Regions from separate parts of the Homo sapiens genome. Here region 2 is linked to region 1. A link is a loop called in an ENCODE intact Hi-C map of the cell type or tissue named here. Cell type or tissue: Caco-2. All regions are shown on one strand.

What was found. Hi-C counts contacts between places; a loop is a spot of excess contacts. Peaks named below come from ENCODE experiments on the same cell type or tissue, not always from the same donor. Only the 100,000 strongest peaks of a DNase experiment are listed, where the experiment ranks them.
Region 2: it touches region 1 in a loop (2.9-fold over the local background); 2 of 110 quality-filtered maps call a loop at or near these places.

What each region holds. Positions count from the first base shown.
Region 1 is chr4:152,930,773-152,938,772 of GRCh38, reverse strand. It overlaps FHDC1 (FH2 domain containing 1), which reads right to left and starts at 2,450. Exons shown (of 12, transcript NM_001371116.1): 1 at 2,364-2,450. LOC729870 (a long non-coding RNA gene) reads left to right here and starts at 1,936. Exons shown (of 2, transcript NR_136614.1): 1 at 1,936-2,124; 2 at 3,323-4,257. RefSeq lists silencers at 813-1,072, 2,405-2,494. In Caco-2, a CTCF peak has its summit at 3,415; DNase peaks (open chromatin) are centred at 2,052, 2,512 and 3,422; H3K4me3 peaks cover 3,023 bases.
Region 2 is chr4:153,063,392-153,071,391 of GRCh38, reverse strand. No RefSeq gene overlaps it. Among named protein-coding and RNA genes, the nearest start is that of FHDC1, 130 kb to the right of the region's middle. In Caco-2, no CTCF peak of the experiment used is centred here; DNase peaks (open chromatin) are centred at 3,801 and 5,884.

The DNA of each region.
Region 1 (8,000 bases):
CAATAATCAAAAGGAACATCAAGGAAAACCTGCCAGAAAACCTTTCTCCTTGACTCCTGGCATGTGCCACAGAAGAGGTGGGGGCAGGAAGGGCTGGCCCACATGCTTCTGATGACAAACCAGGGTAGAACAAGCCGAGTTTGGAGAGCAGAGGTAGAGAAACACACAGCCCTATTTTATTGTATTTGGGAGAGAAGAAAAGGATGGGGAAAGTACGGACAATTCTAAACTATGGAATTTTTACTCCCACTCCACTAATTCGGGAAAAGGCTCCTCCACCACCACTTATCTTTCAAAAGCTTTCTTGATTATTAAACACAGAATGTCAGTCGGTACAATTACGCAGTCGGGCCAGAGCCGGACCGTCCAGCTCTTCTGTGAGTTCCGTCTGCCTGTGCTCCAGGCAGTAGTGAAAGAACCCAGGACAACGCGTTCCCAGTAAGCGCCTTCAATCTGCAGCACAATGTAAATATTCATAGGCGCCCGAGACCAACACCCGAGAGCAGAGGAAAAACGCCTGTATTTGAATGTTCATTTTCAGTTTCTCTCACTGTCCCAAAACCAAGAAAAAAAAAAAAAAAAGCACATGCGTGCCAAAGGATGCTCTAGAGAGAGGGAAGGGAGCGCCGGCTGCTCCTTCCAGGAAGACAACTGTGGGTCAGTTGAAGGGGGTCACAGACGGCCGAATCCCGGAGGTCGTTTCTGTCCACACGGAAGTTTGAAAACCGACCATTAAGTCCGGAAGAAATTCGGCCTGGGGGGTCCTGGGACACCACTTCTTTCAAGTTTGGATACGTAGTAGTTCACCAGCTCTCTGCGTTAGACAGCTGTCCGCAGCCTCCTTACATCCCCAACCCGGCACCCCGGTCCCCGCCCGAGCCACTCACCAACAAGCCACCGGCTCAGCCGCCACCGGCTGGGCCGCGAATCCCCGGGGAGCCGCGCTGGGGTCAGCAAACTGAACGCGAGTGGGCGGCCCACGGGCCGCGCGGAGCCCCAGCTGCGTCCTTATCAGCGCCGGGCAGAAGGGCGTCGCGGCGCGAGGGTGGGGCGCCGGTGCGCGCTGAGATCGACGCCCACACGCGCCGCGCCAGCTCTGCGGCGGGGAGAGAAGCCGCGGCCTGCGGGGCGGGGACTGCGGGGCGGGCGCCCAGCGCGGGCGTTGCACGACCCTCGGCCTTCCGCAGCGCCGACCGCTCTCCCGTCCGGCGGCTGCAGCTGCTGGGTCGGCCGCCGCACCCGCTCGCCCATTCCCGGCCCCTCCAGTTGGAGGGGGTCTCGGCCCCGCCCCCCTCCCCGAGGGGCCCACGCTGGAAAGCCCACGCTCCCCACGCCACGCCCCCCAGGGCGCCAGCCCCTCTGCGGGGGTTTAGCACGCTGCGCCCAGAAGTTGGGTGGGAGACGGCTAACTAGGGGAGGTGTCCGTGTGAATGAAACGAAAGGGGGGGTCTTCCGGCTCGCAGACACCGGGTCTGCGGCGGCCGCGCGCTCCCAACCCACCCGGAGCCTCCGCCGCGACATCTTCCCACGTCCCCCATCCAGGTCGCAGGCGCGGGGGAAAAGCCTCACGGCCGCACTGCGGCTCTGCCAAAAGGGAGCCGGGTCGAGCCGCTGAGAAAAACAGAGGGGAGACTCCTGGCGTTTGAAACCGGTCAGAACCCGCTCTCCAAGAGCTGGGGACACCCCTTGTTTGGAGGCTGATCCCCAGCCCACCCGCTTCCTCCCCCTCCCCACACTCCTGCAGGCGCGGGGCGCAACTTGCAATCCGAACTTCGCGCGGCCGGAGCAAGTTTGTCGGGGCGAGAAGCGCCTGGTCCTCGGTCCGCACCACCGCACTAGGTCCCCGCCACCGCCCCACCACTGTGTCAGGGGCCAGGCGTGGCCCCCGGCTGGCTAGGGAACCGAGCGCGGCGCCGCGGCTGCGCATTCCGTGCGGGACGCCGCTGTCTCCCAAGGGTCGGGATAAACTAGGGGGCGGTTGATCTGAAAGTCTTAGCCACGACTAATAGTCAACCGCCCAGGTGCGACCCGCAGCAGCCTTGGCGATGCAGCTCGTTCTCCAGACGCGGGTCCACACCGGCGCGTCCTCGCCTCCAGGGACCGATCGCTGTTCTCCGTGGCCGGGTAAGGGCGGCCGCCAAAGTCACCGGGGTGGATGTGGAGGGAACTGGAACCTCCTCTCCAGCTTTCCCGGTGAGGCTCGGAGGAAGCCGAGACCCGGCACCCATCAGCCGCGCTTCTCGGCGCCTCAGCCTCGGGTCCCGGACAACACCCCAACCCTGACCCTCCCGAGCGGCGGGGCTCCAGCTCCCCGTGTCCCGCGCCGCGGTCGCCCCCGCCTCGGCCGCCCGACCCGCACTCACCCGCGGCCAGCGCGCCCCCGCTCCCGGCGCGCAGACCGCTGCAGCCTCCCGCCGTTGTGTCGGCGTAGCCGCCTCCTCCCGGTCACTGCAGGCCCAGCCAACCCTGAGCGCGAGGGGGCAGGGCGGGGCGGGGCGCAGCGGCAGCCTCAGGTAACAAAGCTGCGGCCTCGCTGCTCCTGGCCGGCCGGGAAGGGCAGCGCGCCCTTTCCTGCTCCGCCCCTCCCTCGCCTCCCCTTCCACCCTACGCGCGCCACCGTCACCGCCACGCGCTCACCTTCACCTGCGCGGGGCCCCGGGGGAGACGCCTCGGGGCACACTGCTTCCCGCACCCGAAGGCTGGTGCGGGGCTAGGCCGGGGGCCACCGAGAGAAGTAGGGGCGGCAGGAGACGGAGATAGCTGGGCTGCCCAGAAGAGCCAGGTGTCCTCGGGGAACGGGCGAGAGGAGGCGCCAAGCTGGCTTCTGAACCTGCAAGTGCCTTTCACAAAGGAGCCTTTGCGACAGCCTCCCAGGCACCCTCTCTTGTGCACACGGGCGCGCACACACTCTTATATACACGCGCGCACACACACACACACACCCGCACACGCCCCCCGACGCACGCGCCAGACCACCCTCTGCCCCAACACTTGCTTCTCCCTGGAGAGCTAGCAGCACTTGGGCGAACTGACCTGTCCCAACCCCTACAGCTGAAACCTGGCTGCGCTAGAGCTTCGCAAAGGTCAGCTCCTCCCTGGGGCCTGCCAAGCTGTAAATTTGTTACCGTTTTTTATTTTGTTTTTGTTTTTAATTCTCAATGATGATGGTAACAGAAACCTTTAGGTTGTATTAAAGCGTAAAAAGACCCCTCAAAAATTTTGCCAGGCCTCATCGAATGAACGCACGCTGTCTGGGAAAGGCACACTCCTCACAGAAAGAAACAGGGGAATCGATTTAATCACATTTTTTTTTTCTTCAAAGTGACTTGGGGCGCCAGTGAGAAGCAAGTAGTCAAAGAAAACATCCCGGGCAAACCGGCTGACCGAAAATCCACTGTCGGGGTAGGGAGGCGCCCTCTACGGGGATGAAGTCATCGCTACCTTTGACTCTTTGATCCTAGATAACCGACCAAGACGTTTCCAGCCTAATGCCTGACGCCTTTTGCTTCCTCCATCCTGGTCCTCAGTCCCTGAACTCCCAGGACAGAATTCCTGACCTCCTTGGTCAAGCCTTGGATCGAGAAAGAGAAACTATTAGTGTAAACAAACCAATCAACCCCAAAACCAAAACTGTGCCTGCCAATAGCCCATTTCTTGGCCATTGATGGTGCATGAAGAGAAATGGATCCAATTAAGAAAATCTTAAAATCTTAAGGAATAAGAAAATGTAATAAAGAGAAAGACAATGTCATGCTCAGGGAGCTAATATGAATCCCAAAGGAATATTGACTGTTCAGGCTCAAGTTAAATTACAGCAGATCGAAAGTGAGGAGTTGAGTGGCATCTTCTTTTCTCTTACTGTCGACCTTGTTAAATGGGGAGTCCACACCCCTTGCCTACTCCTCCCTCCTCAACCCCGTGACAGTGGGCCTCCCCCCAACTGTATTGAGCATGCACTCTAAAACAGTTACTTTTTGAGAAGTCAAGTCTGGTGACCCATTCTCAGCCCCTCATCCCTTTGATCTCCTTGGCAGCATCCTACCCTAAGGCCTTCTCTATGCTTCTCTGGACTTCTCTGCTGACCCTTCTCTTCCTTTGAGGACAGTAACAAGGTTTTTCCAACTCTCGATCTCCCAGTATCCCAAAGAAATACCTTCTGATTTCAAACTGAACCCATCCAGATGTCGTGGGACCTGAAGCTTGTATAACTCCTGGGGGAACTTCTTAAAGGAAAGCAATAAAAACTTACAAACATAATACTAGACATGTATCCTTGGAAGGGCCCAGGGAAAATGAGGGGCTTGGAAATTTGAGCTTCAAGGTATATCTCCGGGTTTCTCTTCAATGTCAGGGACTCTTGAATCCATATTATCGTTGTAAAATTTCAAGTCCAAATAAAAATATCCAAAAATCAACTCATCTTTCCCTCAAAACTAGTACTCTTCCCACACCCACCACCTCCCCCTCTTTACCTAAGACCTGGTTTTTCTGTTTGAAATCCTAGCTTTTCCTTTGCTTGTCTCTCTTAAATTCTTTAAAATTCAAGTATTTGCTAAATTTGCTGCTCTTTCCCAAGTAACCTGTTTTATTTTTCACATGCACCATCACTGCAGTAACCCCAAGTAGTGGAAGAGGGAACAAGTATTTATCTGCTGTTGGCCACATATCAGGCACCACACTTAATTCTCACCATGATCCTATAAGCATTCTGATTTCCTAGCTTAGAGAAGTTAAATTGGATACCTACATCCACTACCTTGGTGTTCTTTCTGCTTCTCTCTTCTTCCTAAATCCATCCCAAAACTGCTGTCAGGTCACTGTTTTTAAAAGTCTGATTTCATCACACTACCTACCTCTTCAAAACCTTCTGCAGATTCCCATGTGCTCCTACAGGAAGAAGGCAGCATTCTTCAGTCTGACAATCCGGCAGCATCCTACGTTTATCTCCCACAATTGGATGCGTCCCATTTCACTCAAGCAGTGGGACGTACTGCCCCTGAATATGTCATGCTTATTTTGACTTTTTTTTTTTTTTTTTTTTTTGAGACGGGGTCTCACTGTCGCCAGGCTGGAATGCAGTGGAGCGATCTCAGCTCACTGCAACCTCTGCCTCCCAGGTTCAAGCGATTCTCCTGCCTCAGCCTCCCAAGTAGCTGGGATTACAAGCATGCACCACCACACCTGGCTAATTTTTGTATTTTTAGTAGAGATAGGGTTTCACCATGTTGGCCAGAATGGTCTCAATCTCCTGACCTTGTGATCCACCCGCCTCAGCCTCCCAGAGTGCTGGGATTACATATGTAAGCCACCACGCCTGGCCTACTTTGACTCTTATTTTTCAAATTGTACATAGGATGTGGTCAAAAAGTGCTTGAATGAAGCATGGCGCAACTCTTCAATAGAGTTCATATCTTGATGGATTGGATCTAAAGCTGCAAAATCTAGAAGACAATTTATTCTTCATCTATTAATATGCTGATTGTCCATCTGTATCCCCCAAATGTGCCAACCAGCCTTTAAATAAGGCTGGAAAGGCTCCTGAAGCCCAGTGTGCCCAAAGTCTGCCCAGCTACTGGCATTCGTGGCTTGGAGGTGGCGCTGCTGCCACTGCAGGCCTCTTGAGCAGTGGGCAGTGTGACCAGCTCTCACTTTTCCAACCAGGCCAAACCTCCCAGAAAGTGTGTTAGATAACTCAGTGTGGCCCAGAAAATGGGTCTGTACCAGGCACTGGTACCAGGCCCTGCAGAAGAACTGCTGTGTTTTCCTGATTCGATTTGCAGCTTGCTCTTCCCTCTCCCTGGGTTGCCCTTTCCAGAATGCTTTATTTCCTACACCCAGTTTATTTTGATTCTTATGGCTTCTGCCTCCTTGGCCCAGAGAGGCTTTTAGTTTCTCCTACATCAAGTATTTTGTATTTCAATCTGTCATTAGGAACAACTAAACAAAGCCTTCAAAATGAATCAAATTTCAGAATCCATGTAAAACAGACTTTTAGTATTCGCTTAAGGAGTAAGAGTCTAATTCATGAGCTACTTCATGGGCCCTCTAGGGTACAGACTGAGATCTTTACTTAATCTTTAATCGTTATTCTTCTTAAAATATATATTTGATTAGATCAGTTGTTCAGTATTAAGATTCTAGGCTATCTTTGCCTTTTAAAATTGGAAACTGCAGAAAGAAACAAACTCTGTCCACATTATGGTTAAACAGATTTGCAGACAAATGCAAAGGCTTGCCAATCCTCTGACCTTGTTTCCTTCAAAGAGTGGCAAGTGCAAAATAAAATCAGCAGAATTGTTACTGTTACTATAAAATGCAAATTTGTATCAAATACCTTACTGGCAATTTTCCAAATAACTTTTTTTTTTTTTGAGATAGAGTCTCACTCTGTTGCCCAGGCTAGAGTACAGTGACACAAACATTCTCCTACCTCAGTCTCCCAAAGTGCTGTGGTTACAGGCATGAGCCACTGTGCCTGGCCCCAAACAACTTTTGAACTGAAAAATAATACTTTATTTCTGATTTTTTTAGTTTATTTTTAATTTTTTTTTAATAGAGACAGGGTCTCACTGTGTTGCCCAGGCTGGTCTCTAACTTCTGACCTCAAGCAATCCTCCTGCCTTGGCCTCCCAAAGTGCTGGGATTACAGATGTGAGCCACCACACCCAGCCAATACTTCATTTTTGAAGGCTAAGAAATTTAAATAGTAAGTTGCCTTTAAATACTGTAAGTAATGACTAGGCTCTGATCATTAAGAGGGAGAAAAGGGAGAAATATTTTTCTGAATGCTAAGTAGTGATTTTTGAAGTTTTTTTTTTTTTTTTTTTTTTTTTTTTTAGACAGGTTCTCGCTCCATCACCCAGGCTGGAGTACAGTGGCGTAGTTACTGCTCACTGCAGCCTCAACCTCCTGGGCTCAACTGATCCTCCCACTTCAGCCTCCCAAGTAGGTGGGACTACAGCCACATGCCACCACGCCCAGCTACCTTTTGTATTTTTTGTAAAGACAGGGTTGAAAGTTTAAAATAGAAAATGCTTCCACATGTGATGTTAGTATCTAAGGTAGCATCAATGACATTTGCCTTGCCAGAAGTAAATAGGGGTATTTTGTCAACAATAGTGCCTGATTTGTTTGAAGGTAGGAGAGATTAAAGACAACCTTTACCCAACATACAGGAATGAGGTAGTAAGATAATGTGATGACTCTCATGCCTGCCTATCTATACTGTATTTCCTTAGAGCAAATTGTCCATCCATTTGTTTTTCGTGTGTGTGTGTGTGTGTGTGTGTGTGTGTGTGTGTGTGTGTGTGTGTGTGTTTTAGAGGCTGGAGATGGAAGAGGAGACTAAGAAAAAAAAAACTGTAGATATCACTGAGCTTTCACCCAGAAAACCTCCAGCTAGAGCTCTTTTTAGTTTACAATTGACTCAGTGCTTAGAAAACTGGTTGGTGTTTGTGTAGGGTCTGGCTGTTATAACATTCAAACCTTGAGGAGAAAAATAGCTGTAAAATATAACATCAAAACCTATCATTTCTTTCCATTATTTACCACCAGAAAACAGTATATGAGTCTTAATAAGAGGAATTAAGTTAAAGAGTTTGTCAGATGCCAGTTTCTTTTGCTATGGGTTTAAACTGTTTTCAAATTGTTTACCCTTCTAAGAAGTTAGAAGAGCAAACAGTAATTTGAAACCATAACACACACAGTTTAAGCAGTCTCCAAACAAACCTAATCAATCAACAATATTAGAGAGAGAGAGAGAGAGAGAGAGAGAGTGTGTGTGTGTGTGTGTGTGTGTGTGTGTGTGTGTTTCCCTGGGGAAATACTATGTGCACACCCCACATAAGTCTTTGTAGGACATAGAAAGATGGGCAAAGGGACATGTTGGTGACTTAGCAATTGGTAAAGCCCTTTCTGCTCCCCTTGGAAATCGAGTGTGTGCTTAGTTTAGTGAACTAGCTCTGGACAGTTCTTTGCACTAAGCTTCTATAATGAGAAGG
Region 2 (8,000 bases), 130 kb before region 1:
AAGTCCATTAAACCTCTTTCTTTTGTAAATTGTGCAGTCTCGGGTATGTCTTTATTGGCAATGTGAAAACGGACTAATACAATGGCGGTTCCTGAAAAAGTTAAAAATAGGATTACTATTGATCCAGCAACTCTACCTCTGGATACCTATCCAAAAGAATTGAAAGCAGGGTCTTGAAGAGATGTTTGTACACCCATGTTTATAGCAGCATTATTCACAATAGTGAAAAGGTTGAAGCAACTCAAGTGCCCATGGACAAATAAAATGTAGAATATACATACAGTAGAATATTATTCAGCCTTAAAAAGAAATACAGTTCTTACACATGCTACAACATGGATGAACCTTGAAGAAATTATGCTAAGTGAAATGAACCAGTCACAAAAAAAAATAAAACTTCTGTATGATTTCACTTATATGAGGTACCTAAAATAGCCAAATTCATAGAGACAGAAAGTAGCATGGTGGTTGCTAGGGGCTATGGGAAGGGACAATGGGGAGTAGTGTTTATTAGATATGGAGTTTTAGTTTTGCAAGATGAGAAGAGTTCTGGAGATTGGTTGCACAGCAATGTGAATGATCTCAACATTACTGGGTTGTAAGTTAAAAAGGGTCAAGATGCTAAATTTTATGTTGTGCATTTTTTACCACAATTAAAAAAAAATTTAAATATATATAGACAAAGGCAAAATGGATGTGATGATTGACATCAGTATAGTGGTTACCTCTGGGGAGGCCCTAGTGACTGGTAGGGACACATGAGGGGTTTTGGAGGTTCTGGAAAGGTTCTATTTCCTGACCTGGGTAGTGGGAACATGAGTGTTTTCTCTTTTGAATATTGATCAAGCCACGAACTTTGACTTGTGTGCTTTTCTATATGCTTCTACTAAATCAACAACAAAAACTACTTTAAAAATAAGTCAAAATAGAACTCATAAAAATAGCCAAGGTTTTTTTTTTGGGGGGGGGGAATGAATTTTATCTGATATCAAAATATATTATACAACTATTAAAAAAGTATGGTTGCTGGCACAGACATAGACAATTAAATCAATGGACAAAAACAGAGTCTAAAAATCAACCAGCCAGGGCAACAAAGTGAGACCCCGTCTCTATAAAAAATAAAAAACTTAGCCAGGTGTGGTGACACACGCTAAGGAGCTACTCAGAAGGCTGGGGCAGGAGGCTCGCATTAGGCCAGGAGTTTGAGGCTGCAGCAAGCTATGATGGCACCACTGCACTCCAGCCTGGGAGACAGAGCCAGACCCTGACTCTAAAAATAAAACAAAACAAAAAACAGAACCATGTAATAAATGAGAATTTAATATGTGGTCAACGAGGCATTTTAAATCAAAGGGGAAAAGATAAATTATCCGTAAATAATACTGAAGCAATTGGTCAATTATTTGGGTGTCAAAGAGCCTAAAATATGCCTTATACACAAAAGGAAATGCTGTTAGAGCTAAGATTTGCAATTTAAAATGCACTGTAACTATTCCATTGTTAAAAGAAAAATGTAAGACAAATGTATTAGGTCATTCTCACATTGCTATAAAGAAATATCTGAGACTGGGCTGGGCGCACAGTGGCTCATGCCTATAATCCCAGCACTTTGAGAGGCCAAGGGTAGTGGATCACCTGAGGTCAGGAGTTTGAGACCAGCCTGACCAACATGATGAAACCTCATCTCTACTAAAAATACAAAATTAGCTGGGTGTGGTGGTGGGTGCCTGTAATCCCAGCTACTTGGGAGGCTGAGGCAGGAGAATCGCTTGATCCTGGGAGGCGGAGGCTGCAATGAGCCGAGATTGCGCCACTGCACTCCAGCCTGGGTGACAGAGTGAGACTCTGTCTCAAAAAAAAAAAAAAGAAAGAAAGAAAGAAAGACCTGAGACTGATTAATTTATAAGAAAAGAGGCTTAATTGGCTCATGGTTCTGCAGGCTGTACAGGAAGCTTAGAGACATCTGTTTCCAGACAGGTCTCAGGAAGCTTCCAATCATGGCAGCAGGCAAAGGGGGAGCAGGCACATCACATGGCAAAGCAAGGGCAAGGGGAGGAGGTGCCACACACTTTTAAATGACTAGATCTCGTGAGAACTCACTCACTGTCATGAGAACAGTACCAAGGGGATGGCACTAAACCATTCATGAGAAATCCTCCCCCATGATCCAATCACCTCCCACCAGGCCCCACCTCCAACACTGGGGATTATAGTTCGGTATGAGAATTGGGCAAGGACACACATCCAAACTATATTAACAAATTACATTTAATTGAGTTTAATTGAGCAAAGAACCATTCATGAGTTAGGCAGTGCCAGGAACCAGCATAGGTTCAGAGAGACTCCAGCGCTGCCACGTGGCTGGAGAGAACTTATGGACAGAACAAGGAAAGTGAGATGCAGAAAATGGAAGTGAAATACAGAATCTGCCGGACTGGTTACAGCTCTGCGTTTGCCTTATTGGAACACAGTTTGAATAGTTGGCTGCCTGGGAGTGGTTGAAGTACGGCTGCTGTGATGGACTGAAACTCGGCTACTTGTTATAAGAGCAGATCATAGTCTGTTTACACATCCAGTTAGGTTAGATTTCACCATGCAAGGAGAAACCTTTAGATCAAGCTTAAAATACGTAAAGAGGCAGCTTTAGGCCAAACTTAACACTGTACTAATAATTATGTCATAGTTCTAACATTTTTATGCATAGGCCCTCAAAACACTAATAAATTTGACCTCTTTAAAAATCAAAGGTTTCTATACTATTGTATTTGTACCAAAATTTAAAATAAACTTCTCTTTGATCCAGCAATGTAACTTGTAAACATTTACCTTTAAGTAAATAACCAGCCAAATATCCAAAGGATGTCCATTGCAACATCGTTGATAATTGTGAACTTCAGGAAAAAATTTATATCAAACCAGAGGTGGTTAATAAATTATGATACATACAACAGAATAGTAAGTAGTCATGAGAATTGGTTCTATTTATCACTTTAGAAAGATATGTTGATGAGTTAAAAAAAAAGCAGTTACAAAAAAACAAGGGTAACATCTCCTTGTTGTAAATCTACTGATAGGTACACGTATACACACTGTTACAGGCTGATACGTGTCCCGTTAAAATTCCTTTGTTAAAGTTTTAACACCTCGGAATGTGTTTATATTTGGAAATAGGGTCTTTAAAGAACAAATTAAGTGAAAATGAGTTCTTTAGAGGGACCCTAGTCCAATACGACTGGTGTTCCTTGTAAGAAGAAGACATGTGGAAAGAGACATGATCGAGAGAGAAAAGACCACATGAAGTGTCAGGGAGAAAGCCCTCTACAAGCCAAGGAGAGAGGCATCAGAAGAAACCAGACCCGCTGACACCTTGACCTCAGACCTCTACCCTCTAGAACTGTGAGAGAGCAAGTTTCTGCTGTCTAAGCCACCCCGTTTTTGGTACTTTGTCATAGTAGCCCTAGCAAACTAATACACATACCTACACAGATATCTGGAAAAATATTCACCAAATTGGAACAGTGGTTATCTCAGAGTGGTAGAGTTCGGCTTTCTTTTTAATACTTTCAGTATTGGAATTTTTTTCCAATAAGTAATACATCATTTTTATGATAAAAAAAAAAGCAATGTTAGTCTCTTGTGAAAAATAAAAGGTCAGGGGACAATAACCTGGTCTCTATTAGTCACAGGCCATCCTGTCACTCTCCTGTGCTGCTTGCTGTCTTTCCAGCTTATCCTCTGAACCTCCCACTGAAATAGCAAACCAAACTGAGAAGGAAAGAATTGGGGGATGGGGGGACCTTTGGAACTCAAAGTGACTCATGCCTTTGCTGAGTTTACAGAGTGGCACACTCAAGTGGTGCAGCACAGTGACTGGAAGGCCTTCTCTGCACCATACATAGTGCAAAGGACTGAGATCCTTTGCTTGGACTCAATGTTTGCCTTCCCTTAGCTGCTGGGGTATATGCCTCCCTTTTAGGCCCCCTCCAGAGGGCCGCAGAGCAGGAAATCAGGTCTGGGAGGTCCTCAAGACTCCAGCTTGTTATTTCTGTGTGGGGAGGAGTTCTGGCTGGGTTGGGGCTTTGCATTTTTATAGGCCTTTCACTAGGGATCTAAGACTTGGGAGGCACTAACCCATTTCTTTTTCTTTTCTTTCTTTTGTTTTGAGACAGAGTCTCACTCTGTCACCCAGGCTGCAGTGCAGTGGCACAATCATGGTTCACTACAGCCTCTGCCTCCCAGGCTCAAGTGATCCTCGCCTCAGCCTCCCTGGTAGCTGGGACTACAGGTGTGTGCCACCACACTCAGCAAATTTTTGTATTTTTTGCAGAGATGGGGTTTCGCCATGCTACCCAGGCTGGTCTCGAACTCCTGGGCTCAAGTGCTCTGCCCACCTTGGCCTCCCAAAGTGCTGGGATTACAGGCGTGAGCCACTGCGCTCACCTGAGCCACTAATCCTCATCTTAAACTCTGGAGGCCTATGAGAGGCAGAAAGGGACAAGTTGATCTGGGTTTTAGGGGAGACATGAGGTTCTACCAACAATCCATATACTGTTTGTATTAGTCAGGCTTCTCCAGAGAAACAGCACCAACAGGATGTGCATATATTTACACTGGGTCCTCCGCATCTGGAACCTCCACATCTGTGGATTCAACCAACTGGGGCTAAAAAATATTTTTTAAGAAAAGCATCTAACTGAACACATACAGACTTTTTTCTTGTTATGTCATTATTCCCTAAACAGTATAGTATAACAACTATTTACATAGCATTTATGTTGTATGAGGTATTATAAGTAATCTAGAGATGATTTAAAGTACATGGAAGGATGTGTGTAAGATATATGCCGATAATACATCATTTTATATCAGGGACTTCAGCATTCATGGTTGGTATCTGTGGGGGTCCTAAAACTAATCACTCATGGATATTGAAGGGCAACTCTGTGTGCGTGTGTGTGTGTGTGTGTGTGTGTGTGTGTGTGTGTGTGTGTACATAGAAAAAGAGAGAGAGATTTTAAGGAGTTGGCTCACATGGTTGTGGAGGTGCAAGTCCAAAGTCTGCAGGGTAGGCTGGCAGGCTGGAAACCCAGGGAAGAGTTGCAGTTGGAGTCCAAAGGCAGCCTGCTGGCAGATTACTTCTTATACTGGGAGGTCAATCTTTGTTCCTGTAAGGCCTTCAGCTGATGGGATGAGGCCCACCTGTGATATGGAGAGTACTCTGCTTCACTCAAAGTCTACTGATTTAAATGTTAGTATTATCCAAAGTCACCCTTATAGAAACACCCAGAAGGTTTCATGTCACTGTGGCCCAGCCAAGTTGATGTATAATATTAATCATCACACAGATGATTGGGTGATGGGTGTTCTACCAGAAGAAGTTTGAAATGTTCAGCCCCACTCATAATCTGTTTCTCACCACATTGACAAATCCTACAGAGAGAGACATAATTTTTACTGTAATCAGCATCTAGGAGATAGTAACTCAGTTAAAAGAAGGAGGCAAGCAAGAGAAGAAAGGAAACATTTGGAATCTGAGCCTCATAAGACAGTCCTTCCAAGAATCACATTGTTTCAACCCAGTGAGTACCACTTTGATAAGAACTTGAATAACTGGAAATTTTGACTTCCTTTCAAGTGGTTCCTGCCAGTATAGACATCTCAGTGCACTGGACATTCTTTACAAGGAACAAAGCTTGATAGGATTTCTAATTTTATATAGCTACAGTTTTGAGAACAGGAGATGCTCAGGGCATTGTCCCCAAAGCCTGAAGAATGGGTACCAGGATCTCCAGACAACGCTCTTCCCGGAGCTGCAAGCAAACACCTCTGCTTAGAGAGCAGCCCCAACCAGGAAGCCAGGCTCGGTCACGTGGCTCACCCCCACACCAACTCCTAACTTGCGCAGGGCACCTCCAGCTAATCTGGAAGTTTGATTGTAAGCCAAGGGGAACGGTTATATAACCCTGAAAGTTTAAACTTGGATAAACACACACATATACACAAACAGGAGCCCAGGTAAAAGGAGAAAACCACAAACTGGATCCCGTTTCCTTAGTTTATTGCCTTGTAAAGCAATAAGATGTATTAATGATTACATCGACCTGTCTTCCCGGCTGTCCAAATGGCCATGTCATCAAACTAATTAAAAAGTGTCTGCTGCCTCCCAGGTCCCTTAGAATGTCATCCCTGTGTGCCGATAAAGGTGAAAATTCTTACACATGTCAGTTGTACTCATCTTTGCTTCTCTTTCTTATGACCAGTACTGGGGGGCGCATCTCCCAACCCAAGGGAGCTCCTGCCTGGAGCCTGCGTGTCCCCAAGGCCCTGAAATTCCATTGTCAGCAGGCAGCACCCCCTTCCCACGGCTCCACGGGAGGCTGAAGGCAGCTGAAGCCACAAGAACAAGCTGAGAGGAGAGGACCAAGATCCGAGAGACATGGCCCAGCCCCTAGAAGCCAGCTTCTGGCCCTGTGCCGCTGTATTCTTCAGCCTCTTTGCTCCAGAAAGCTCCACGGAGAGCCACAGGACCAGGCGGGCCAGCAGACTGGCAGGTAGCAGCAAGGCGGGCCGCCTTCCCAGGTAGGTGCAGAGAGCCAGGAAAGGAAATGTGCGCTTCCCCGTGAGAGACCGGGCGACTGGGCCTCAGGCTAATCCCTGTGAGAACTGTTCTCTGGGGAGAGCAAGGGCAGGAGTCCAGAAGCCAGGGCCCTGGGCTGCCCCATGAGACAGCTAATGCCACCGCCCCGCTCAGAGGGAGAGGGTCGTGGGTAGGCTGGGAGACAGCCAGGAACCAGGCAGGGCACTGTCCCTGAAAGCAAGCCGCCCCCCAACAAGCCGGGCAGCAACTCTCCTCAGTCCTGCTTGCATAGCTGAGTCCGGATCCTACTGTCCTGGGGCTCTGTTTATCACAGTTCTAAAGGGAGATGCGTGGAGGGGGGACAGTTAGCCTGATTAGTGCATTTTGCTTTGACAGAATGAGAAAAATAAGGACAGTGTAGTGAGATTTTCACAAAGCTAAATGAATTTAAAGACTGTTCTTATTCTAATTGCAGGTTAAGCCTGATGTTTTGATTCACTTTATTGATAGGTGATGGTTGATAGGTGATAATTGTTGCTGTTGTTTTTAATGTCCTTACTGGCTAACTTGTTCATCTTTTTTTTTTTTTTTTCAATTTTACTGGCCCATGAAAACTCAAACTTCAGGGGAGAAAAGCCTTCCAAGGATGTTTTTTGGCCTGTTTCTTCTGTGATTAGTTTACCTATATTTCACTTCATACTATAAACTCCTAACATGCATTTCATTTAGTCATTGGGCAGACACTAAGTAAGCATCTACCACATTCAGGATAAATATTTTGTTGATGTAATGATTACTTATTCGGGATAAAAGATTTGAATATTTCAAAAGTGAACAACATAAAACAAAAGTTTTAAATGGGTATCATATTTATCCCTGACACACGGAATCTGTGACAAACTTAACCGTAGTTTAGCCGCTAGCATAGGTTTTTTTTTCTCTTAGCAACATTGTAACTAAACAGTCACAAATCTAAATCTCCCCAAAATAATTTGCTCTCATTGACCTTCTTTTCAGTCGCTACCTGCATTTGACACTCCACGTACTTTACCTAGTGAATGAATGAGGTGGAGACTTCCAGAGACTGGATTTCAAGGTTCATTTGCTGCCTCAGCAGAGCCTAGGCTATCCTGACTCATACCAGGACTTTACCCATTTAAACTTTTTTCCCTCTGAGTGCTGAGTAGGGCCGACCTAACACCTGAATGAAGTAGGTTATTGTCCCAAAATATTTCTCTCTTTGTTGTCTAAGTTTCTACCTAAAGTGTTTTGTGTTTCTTTTTCTTTGTTGTTGTTGTTTTCCGGCAGAGTCTCATTCTGTCACCCAGGCTGGAGTGCAGTGGTGGAATCCTTGCTCACTGTAGCCTGGAACTCCTGGGCTCAAGCAATCTTTCTGCCTCAGTCTCTCAAGCAGCTGGGA